2 separate regions of the Homo sapiens genome follow, and region 2 is linked to region 1. Evidence: chromatin contacts called from ENCODE Hi-C or POLR2A ChIA-PET data. All regions are on one chromosome and are shown on one strand. The core of a region is the stretch at or near the end of the contact, and the rest is flanking DNA. Distances in the headings are between cores, read along the strand shown. Region 1 overlaps SPRY4-AS1 (SPRY4 antisense RNA 1). Region 2 overlaps SPRY4-AS1 (SPRY4 antisense RNA 1).

Region 1 (4,122 bases), core at 875-3,374:
TGGGGAAAAGACACATTGTAGCTGATGAACTGAACAGAGAGGGTGGCCAGAGGCCCTTCCACTAAGTCCTGTTGAATCCTCCAGCATAGAGTAGGGAGGAAAGAGGGTTGGAGGGGTTTGGCAAGAATCACCATCTTTTTATTTATTTTTATTTTTTTAAATTTTAAGTTCCAGGATACTTGTGCAGGACATGCAGATTTGTTATATAGGTAAATGTGTGCCATGGTAGTTTGCTGCACCTATCAACCCATCACTTAGGTATTTAGCCCCCCATGCATTACCTATTTATCCTGATACTGCCCCCTCTGCCCCTGCTCCCACCACAGGCCCCAGGGTGTGTTTTTTCCCTCCCTGTGTCCGTGTGTTCTCATTGTTCAGCTCCCACTTATAAGTGAGAACATGTGGAAGAAGCACCATCTTTAAGGCTCAACCTGCTATGTCACTAGGGGCAGCATTCAGAGAGGTCGTCAGGAAGTCCATGGTCAGTTCATTGAATCTGCAGGAGGGTAAATAGGACATAATTACCCAAATGGCATGTGGGCAGGCCCCAGGCCATCCTGCAAGAAGTGCTGGGTAAGCATCTGCAACCACTAATGATGCCCCTCAAGGCCCTGGTGCTGCTCAGAGGTGGCGCCGCCAGCCCTGAAGCCCCTATTCCCATGCTCCTGGGTGAGTCAGGCTGTGTTGAAGGAGGGCCCCACCTGATTCACCAGTCCCACTTCCTTTACTTCCTGGTGGTCCCCACCCACACAGCCACCACACCCAGAGCAGCACTGACCAGTAGGACCAAAATTAGCTTCTGAGGCATAATGGGAAAACTTGGTCCAAGATCGGGTGGGCGATGGGTAAATTACAAAGGGACCCCGGGTTAAAGATATCAGCTCACCAGTTTCCACTTAAATCCCTACCACCTTCCACTTACTGGGGCCATTTGTTGCTGGAGTAGGCATAAGGAGACATTTCCTTTCGTGCCAAGTTTAAGCAGCTAACTCCTGTCAAGCATCTAAGGGTTAGTTCAGAAATGAGAGTGTACAATGGCACCAGCACCATAAAAATAACTGGATGGTTGTATTAATCTGTTCTTGGATTGCTATAAAGAACTACCCGAGACTTAATTTATAAAGAAAACTACCTGAGACTTAATTTATAAAGAAAACTACCTGAGACTTAATTTATAAAGAAAAGAAGTTTAATTGCCTTACGGTTCCACAGGCTCTATAGGAAGCATGGCTAGGGAGGCCTCAGGAAACTTACAGTCATGGTGGAAGGCAAAGGGGAAGCAGGCATGTCTGTCCTACATGGCTGGTGCAGGAGGAAGACAAGGGAGAGGTGCTACACATTTTTAAACAACCAAATCTCATGAGAACTCACTATCACAAGAACAAGGGAAAAATCCACCCCCGTGATCCAGTCACTTCCTACCAGGCCCCTCCTCCAACACTGGGGATTACAATTTGACCTGAGATTTGGGTGGAGACACAAATCCAAACCATATCAATAGTAGAGACTCAGCTGCTGTTTCACAACTACTTGTTTACTAGTGTGTGTGTTGGGAGTGAGGGTTCTAGTCGTTCCGGATATTATTTCTCAGGCTCATTTTTCTAAAGATGACTTCTACTTTACCCTGCCTTATCACATTCCATTCACTGATGACCTTGCTTAGTAATCAGTAAAAAATGAGACCAGCAACATCACAGCTTTCTCTCTCTCAGTTCTTCACTGAGACCCCAGAACCAACTCCTCCTGCAAACTCTGGGAACTTCATCCACAATATTTCCTTCTCTCTCCCTCCTGTTTCATCAGTCTGTGTTTTCTAACTCCTTCCTCTAAATCTATACTAAAATGACCCATCCTAAAAATAATCACCTTCCCACAACTTTCCACTCTCCTTGTAACTATCCGTACCCTTCCTCTCTACCAAATGTCTTTTTTTGTTGTTGTTTTAAGCGAAAGCATGTTTATTAGGAAAGCAAAGAAATAAAGAATGGCTACTCCATATGCAGAGCAGCAACTTGGGCTGCTGGACTAATGGTGCTTATAATTATTTCTTGATTTTTATGCTAAAAAAGGGTGGATTATTCATGAGTTTTCTGGGAAAGGGGTTGGGCAATTCCTGGAACTGAGGGTTCTTCCCCTTTTAAAACCATATAGGGTAACTTCCTGACATTGCTATGGCGTTTGTAAACTGTCATGGCTCTAGTGGGAGTGTCTCTTAGCATGCTAATACATTATAATTAGCATATAATGAGCAGTGAGGACGACCAGAGGTCACTGTTTTTGCCTCCTTGGTTTTGGTGCCCGCCACCAAATATCTTGAAAGATGTTTGCCTGCTATCTCCACTGCTCAACTCCAGTTACAGTCTGGTTTCTGCTTCTACCATGGCACTGAAATTGCCCTGCCAGGCTTATAGCAAGCAACTCTGAACTCTCCAGATGTTTTGAGAGTTTCATCCCTATCAGTGAAAACAAATTGAGTATGTGCCTCAACATATGAATATTTATTTATAAATTATATACATATGCTAATGTATAGATATTGTGTCTACTATGAAATATAAACCAAAATAAATACTTTAAGAGATGATTTAATTATAGAAGTTTGAATATTTTCCCTAGTGGATTGTCTTCTGCCTGCCTCTTTGGTCTACTTACCGATTTCAGTATATTTATTTTTTTGTCAGCTTTATTGAGACATAATTTAATGTGGTAAAATCAATTTTAAGTATACAGTTCAACGAGTTTAGACAAATGTATAAAGTCTTATAACCACTACCCCAATCATAATATAGAACATTCCAACACCTCCAAAAGATCCCTCTTTTATTTTCAGTGAATTCCTTACCTCTTCCCCGACCCCTAGCAACCAGCAACCTGCTTTTTAATCACTATAATTTGCATTTTCTAGAATTTCATATAAATTAAATCACACAGTAAGTAGTTTTTTTGTATCTGGCATCTTTCACTTACCATGATGCTTTTGAGATTCATTCACGCTGCTGCATGTGTGGGTAGTTTTTTCATTTTTATGGCTCAGTAATTATCTGTTGTATGAAGATGCTATAATATGTTTACTCATTTACCTGTTGAAGGACAGGAATTTATGACTAAAGCTGCTATGAGCATTGACATATAAATATTTGTGTAGATATGCGTTTTTATTTCTCTTAGGTAAATACCTAGGAGTGGGATTTCTAAGTCATATGGTAAGTATATGTTTAACTTTATCAGAAACTGCCAAACTGTTTTGTAAAGTGCCTGAAAAATTGCATCCTCATCTGCATCTATGAAAGTTCCATTTCCTCCCATATCCTCACCAACACTTAATATTGCCAGTCTTTTACATTTTAGCCATTGAGGGGGATATGTAGTGCTATATACAAAGCTGATTACTGCAGCCTTATAAGAATTTTTGAAATAATCCTTTAATTTTTTTTAAAAATCAAAATTGTTTAGACCTCTCTCCTTTTTTTTTTTTTTTTGAGACAGAGTCTCACTCTAACACCTGGGCTGGAGTACAGTGGTATGATGTTGGCTCACTGCAACCTCTACCTCCCAGGTTCAAGTGATTCTCTTGCCTCAGCCTCCCGAGTAGCTAGGCACACACCACCACAACAAGCTAATTTTTGCGTTTTTAGTAGAGACGGGGTTTCCCCAGGTTGGCCAGGCTGGTCTCGAACTCCTGAACTCAAGTGATCCACCAGCCTCGGCCTCCCAAAGTGCTGGGATTACAGCCATGAGCCGCTGCACCCAGCCCCCTACTTTTTAATATAAATATCTAAATCTGCCATCTTGCTACTTGTTTTCTATTTGTCCCATCTGTGTTTTGTTGTTCCTTTTTTCTTTTTCTGCATTCTTTTAGATTAAGTGCTTTAATATTATTTCTTAGCAACTTTATTGAGGAATAATTTACATACCATAAAATTCTTCCATCTTAAATATACAATTTGGCCAGGTGCCGTGGCTCACACTTGTAATCCCAGCACTTTGGGAAGCTGAAGTGGGAGGATTGCTTGAGGCCAGGAGTTCAAGGCCAGCCTGGGCAACATAGTGAGACCCCTGTCTCTACAAAAAAAAAATTTTTTTAATTAGCCAGGCATGGTGATGTGTGCCTGTGGTCCTAGC
Region 2 (4,122 bases), core at 1,128-3,627, 57 kb before region 1:
GCAGGGCTCAGGCAGCTCTCTCTGACCTGTGCCAGCCTTGAAAGTTTTCCTGGAATGAAGAAGTGAGCTGACAGTGGACAGTCCTGTGTACTTCATCTGCTTCTTGCAGGGAAACCAACAGAAGCGGTCTCTTTCCTCCTGTGGGTAGAGAAAGCCAGGAAGATGGGGCAAAGCCTTGGGAAAACAGGTGGCTCTCAGCCCCACCAGAGCTCTTTGTCCTCATCCTTTTTATTTAAGCCCCTGCTTGGAGCCAGGCAGTGTGTGTGTGTGAGAGAGTTGTGCAAACAGATATGTGCATGGATGTATGTACAGAGGAAAAAAAGACTGGGGCAGGGCATTGTGGAGCTCTGAAAGGGAAGGAGGGCAGGCGGTCAAAGTAGACTTCTATGTTTTATTCTGTGTATTAGTATATTATATATGAACACATTTAAAGTACATATTGAATAATAAGAGAATTATCCTCTGAGATCCATGTGATCACTGTTAACTGAAGTACAGGGTCAAGCCTTGGAAGATTCAGGAATGACTTCCCAGAGGAGGTGGCGGGCAAACAGAGATCACAGGATAAGTGGAGGTAGCTGGATTCATTTTATAGACATTTGTTGAGTGTCTGTTGTGTGTCAGATACTATTTTTTTTTTTATTTTTTTTGAGATGGAGTCTCGCTCTGTCTCCCAGGCTGGAGTGCAGTGGCATGATCTTGGCTCACTGCAACTGCCGCCTCCCGGGTTCAACTGAGGCAGGAGTGCCTCAGCCTCCCGAGTAGCTGGAACTACAGGTGTGTACCACCACGCCCAGCTAATTTTTGTATTTTTAGTAGAGACGGGGTTTCACTGTACTGGTCAGACTGGTCTTGAACTGACCTTGTGATCTGCCTGCCTCGGCCTCCCAAAGTGCTGGGATTACAGGCGTGAGCCACTATGCCCAGCCCCAGATACTATTTTAGAAGCAAAGGATCTAGCAGAGAATAAACACATAAAGATCTTGCCATTGTGGAACTTACAGTCCAGTGGAGGGAGAAAGATGAACAAAAAGATCATATGATGTCAGGTGGTATTAAAGAAGAATTAACACTTATGGTAAGGAAGACTTTATTCAAGACTATTGCAACAGGAGTTGACTTTTTTTCTTTTTTTTTTCTTTGAGATGGAGTCTCTGTCACCCAGGCTGGAGTGCAGTGGTGCGATCTCGGCTCACTGCACCCTCTGCCTCCCAGGTTCAACCGATTCTCCTGCCTCAGCCTCCTGAGTTGCTGGGATTACAGGCACATACCACCACACCTGGCTAATTTTTGTATTTTTAGTAGAGATAGGGTTTCACCATGGTGGTCAGGCTGGTCTTGAACTCCTGACTGACCTCAGGTCATCCACCCTCCTCATCCTCCCAAAGTGCTGAGATTACAGGCATGAGCCATTGCACCCGGCCTAGGAGTTAACTTTTGCAATAGAGGAAGGAGGTTGAGTTCATCACTGAATCCAGCAAAGACCTAGTTGGGCATTTATAATCAGAGTGAGGGGGTCATTGGGTGGAAAATCACTAAGAGAAGACACGAAGGGTAGGGGAACTCTTGCTAAACCAACTCAACAGGATTCTGTGGAAGGCAGGCCAAGGACTTACACATTAAAAGTGGGGGATGAGGAACTTGGTCAGATATTGAGGGTGGGGGAATGACTCAGCTGAATTATTTGCTAAAGGCAGGCCACATGAAGAAGAGGATCTAGAGGAGCCTGTCTAAAGTTTGGTCAAGGAGAGAGTCTTTGTTGGTGCTGTGAAGCAAATGAAGCAGCTGTGGGATAGTGAGGCTACAGAGTGACAGGTTAGGCCCTTTTTTTGTTTTTGAGATGGGTGTCTTCTTCTGTTGCCTGAGCTGTGGTGCAATGGCTTGATCATAGCTCACTGCAGCCTCGAACTCCTGGGCCCAAGCAATCCTCCTGCTTCAGCCTCCTTACTAGCAGGGACAACAGGCACCTGTCATTGTGTTTGGCTCATAGGGGTGCTTTTTAAATTTAATTTAGTTTTATTTTTGAGGTGAAGTGTTCACTGTGTAGCGACACGATCTCGGCCCACTGCAATCTCCGTCTCCCAGGTTCAATCAATTCTCCTGCCTCAGCATTCTGAGTAGCTGGGATTACAGCCGTCCTCCACCACGCCTCACTAATTTTTGTATTTTTAATAGAGACAGGGTTTCACTATGTTGGCCAGGCTGGTCTTGAACTCCTGACCTCAAGTGATCCACCCGCCTTGGCCTCCCAAAGTGTTGGGATTACAGGCGTGAGCCACCGCACCCGGCCTGCAGTGCTTTTTAATACTCAGTGTTAGCAAGGTCTTTAGGGCTGAAATCTGGATCATGTGTCAGAGCCAGACTTTCAAATGGCCCCCCTAGAGGGTGTGTTCTGGGTAAAGGAAACAGCCTGTACAAAGGCCCTGAGGGGTGTGTTCAGTGTGTTTGAGCAACAGTGAGGAGGAGGGGGTTTGTAGGGGAAGAGTGATAGGAAATAAGGTTGAAGAGGGTGGGGTGAGAGTAGATCATGCAGGCCTTATAGGATGTGATAAAAAAGGATGAGAAAGAAAGCTGGGAGGAAGGATAATTTGGATTTAGGGTAAGGGACAGCGTTGCTCATCTACAGGACCACAAGGGGTTCTGTGCTGCAGGGGCATAAGAAGGAGCATGTGCCATGTGGGGAATGCAGGGAAGCAGGGCAGAGGGACGTAGGAGAGGAAGATTAAGAGCCAAGGGGGAGGGGCAGGCAGGCAGGTCCTTTTCCATCTTTTCAGTCAGGGTTTCTCAATCATTTTAATGAGAGCCTCAGCCCTTGCGTAAAAATCAAGCAATAAAGGGAGGAATGCCTCTCTGTTTAACTTGAAGGAGAGCTACAGAAGATGGAAAAGAGGGTTAGTTGAAATAAAGTTGGAGCTGATCTCGCTTGGCTGGCTGCCCTTTCTATAAATATCGCCCTCCCAGTCCTGGAAATGCAGCAGTTAGGGTCCTTGTGAGCTACTGAGGAACATCCTTCCTGTTCAAATGCCCAGGACTTGGCTGCCTGTGCACTTCCATATGCAAAGTGCCTAGAAGCTGGGGAGAGGGAGAGTGCAGGGTCAAAAGTGGGGAATTCTGAGCCCACTCCTTTTACCCCCTGGGGGTGGCCTCACTTCCTCTGGGGGCTCTGACAGCTCTCTGGCCTGTCTTCAGCTTAGAAATCTGCAAAAGTCATTGGCCAGGCTCAGGAGAACTAATCCTTTGTGCCAGAGGTATGGTGGTATGGTGGGGAGCTAGCTCCTCGCTGGTGCTGAGCCCTGCTGCCCCTGGGGTTTTACTGGGAGAGAGGGAGAGGGTGGAGGGGCTAGTGTAATTCGGCAATTTGTGAGTTAAAAAGCAGATGAGAACCCACAGAGTAACGAGACATTCTTCTCTTTGCATGCAAGATTCTGCTGAATGTTGGAAGAGGAAGGAATATTTTTCTTGCTTTTCAGACATGACATCCTGTGAGGGGAAGATTTGGAACAGATGGGGGCCAGGGGAGCCTCACTGTATTTGCTTGTTTCACCACCACCTCCTCCCTCCCACAACCAGAAATGTCTTTTTCTTCCCGCCTAGGGAAGTTAATGTAAAGGCAGGTAGGGGGGATGTCCTGTAGATTAGGAAAGTAAGTTATCAGGGGTCAGGGAAAAATAATCCATTAGGTTTCCAGAAAGAATCCACTTTTCATTGCAGTCTCCTTCTAGGTCCAAAGATAGACAACTAACTCAAAATTGTATCTTCGCTTTAATCACTGCTCTGGTGATATTTGCATTAATGAAAGAGAAAAGAAAGCATCCCCAACAGATGGAAAAGGCGGCTCTCTGACTAGTGAAAGGTAAGGAATTTTTCTGAAATCTTGGGTGCACAATGTGGGAAAAACAAAATTGGTAATGTCTCATGGGATCAGCGCAGGCATCTGCACAGTTTTCACTCCGACTTCTGTCTGTCAGATTGACTGCATTAGAGAAGACCGTAAATGTGGTGATGGAAGTGGGCTGTGACACACTTGACTGGCTGTAGCAGTGTTCCTGGTAGAGCCACATTCCCAGCACAGCTGTGGGTAGCTGGGCAGCTAGTATGATGTTAGTCCCCAAATCACAGCCG

What was found. Hi-C counts contacts between places; a loop is a spot of excess contacts on that map. ChIA-PET counts read pairs that join two places held with the same protein, here RNA polymerase II (POLR2A).
Region 2: POLR2A ChIA-PET joins it to region 1 with 10 read pairs in HepG2. The contact joins two enhancer-like sites. A Hi-C loop is called at or near these places in 1 of 168 maps with a recorded cell type or tissue (ovary). POLR2A ChIA-PET finds 5 or more read pairs at or near these places in 7 of 52 experiments (AG04450, CD4-positive, alpha-beta T cell, CD8-positive, alpha-beta memory T cell and 4 more).

What each region holds. Positions count from the first base shown.
Region 1 is chr5:142,444,792-142,448,913 of GRCh38, forward strand. All of the region lies in intron 3 of SPRY4-AS1 (SPRY4 antisense RNA 1), which reads left to right. Among named protein-coding and RNA genes, the nearest start is that of SPRY4-AS1, 120 kb to the left of the region's middle. Within about 2 kb of position 2,125, at least 4 of the 41 ENCODE cell types and tissues checked have a DNase peak (open chromatin) inside an H3K27ac peak, as active enhancers do.
Region 2 is chr5:142,387,199-142,391,320 of GRCh38, forward strand. All of the region lies in intron 3 of SPRY4-AS1 (SPRY4 antisense RNA 1), which reads left to right. Among named protein-coding and RNA genes, the nearest start is that of SPRY4-AS1, 64 kb to the left of the region's middle. RefSeq lists an enhancer at 1,408-1,909. Within about 2 kb of position 2,378, at least 8 of the 41 ENCODE cell types and tissues checked have a DNase peak (open chromatin) inside an H3K27ac peak, as active enhancers do.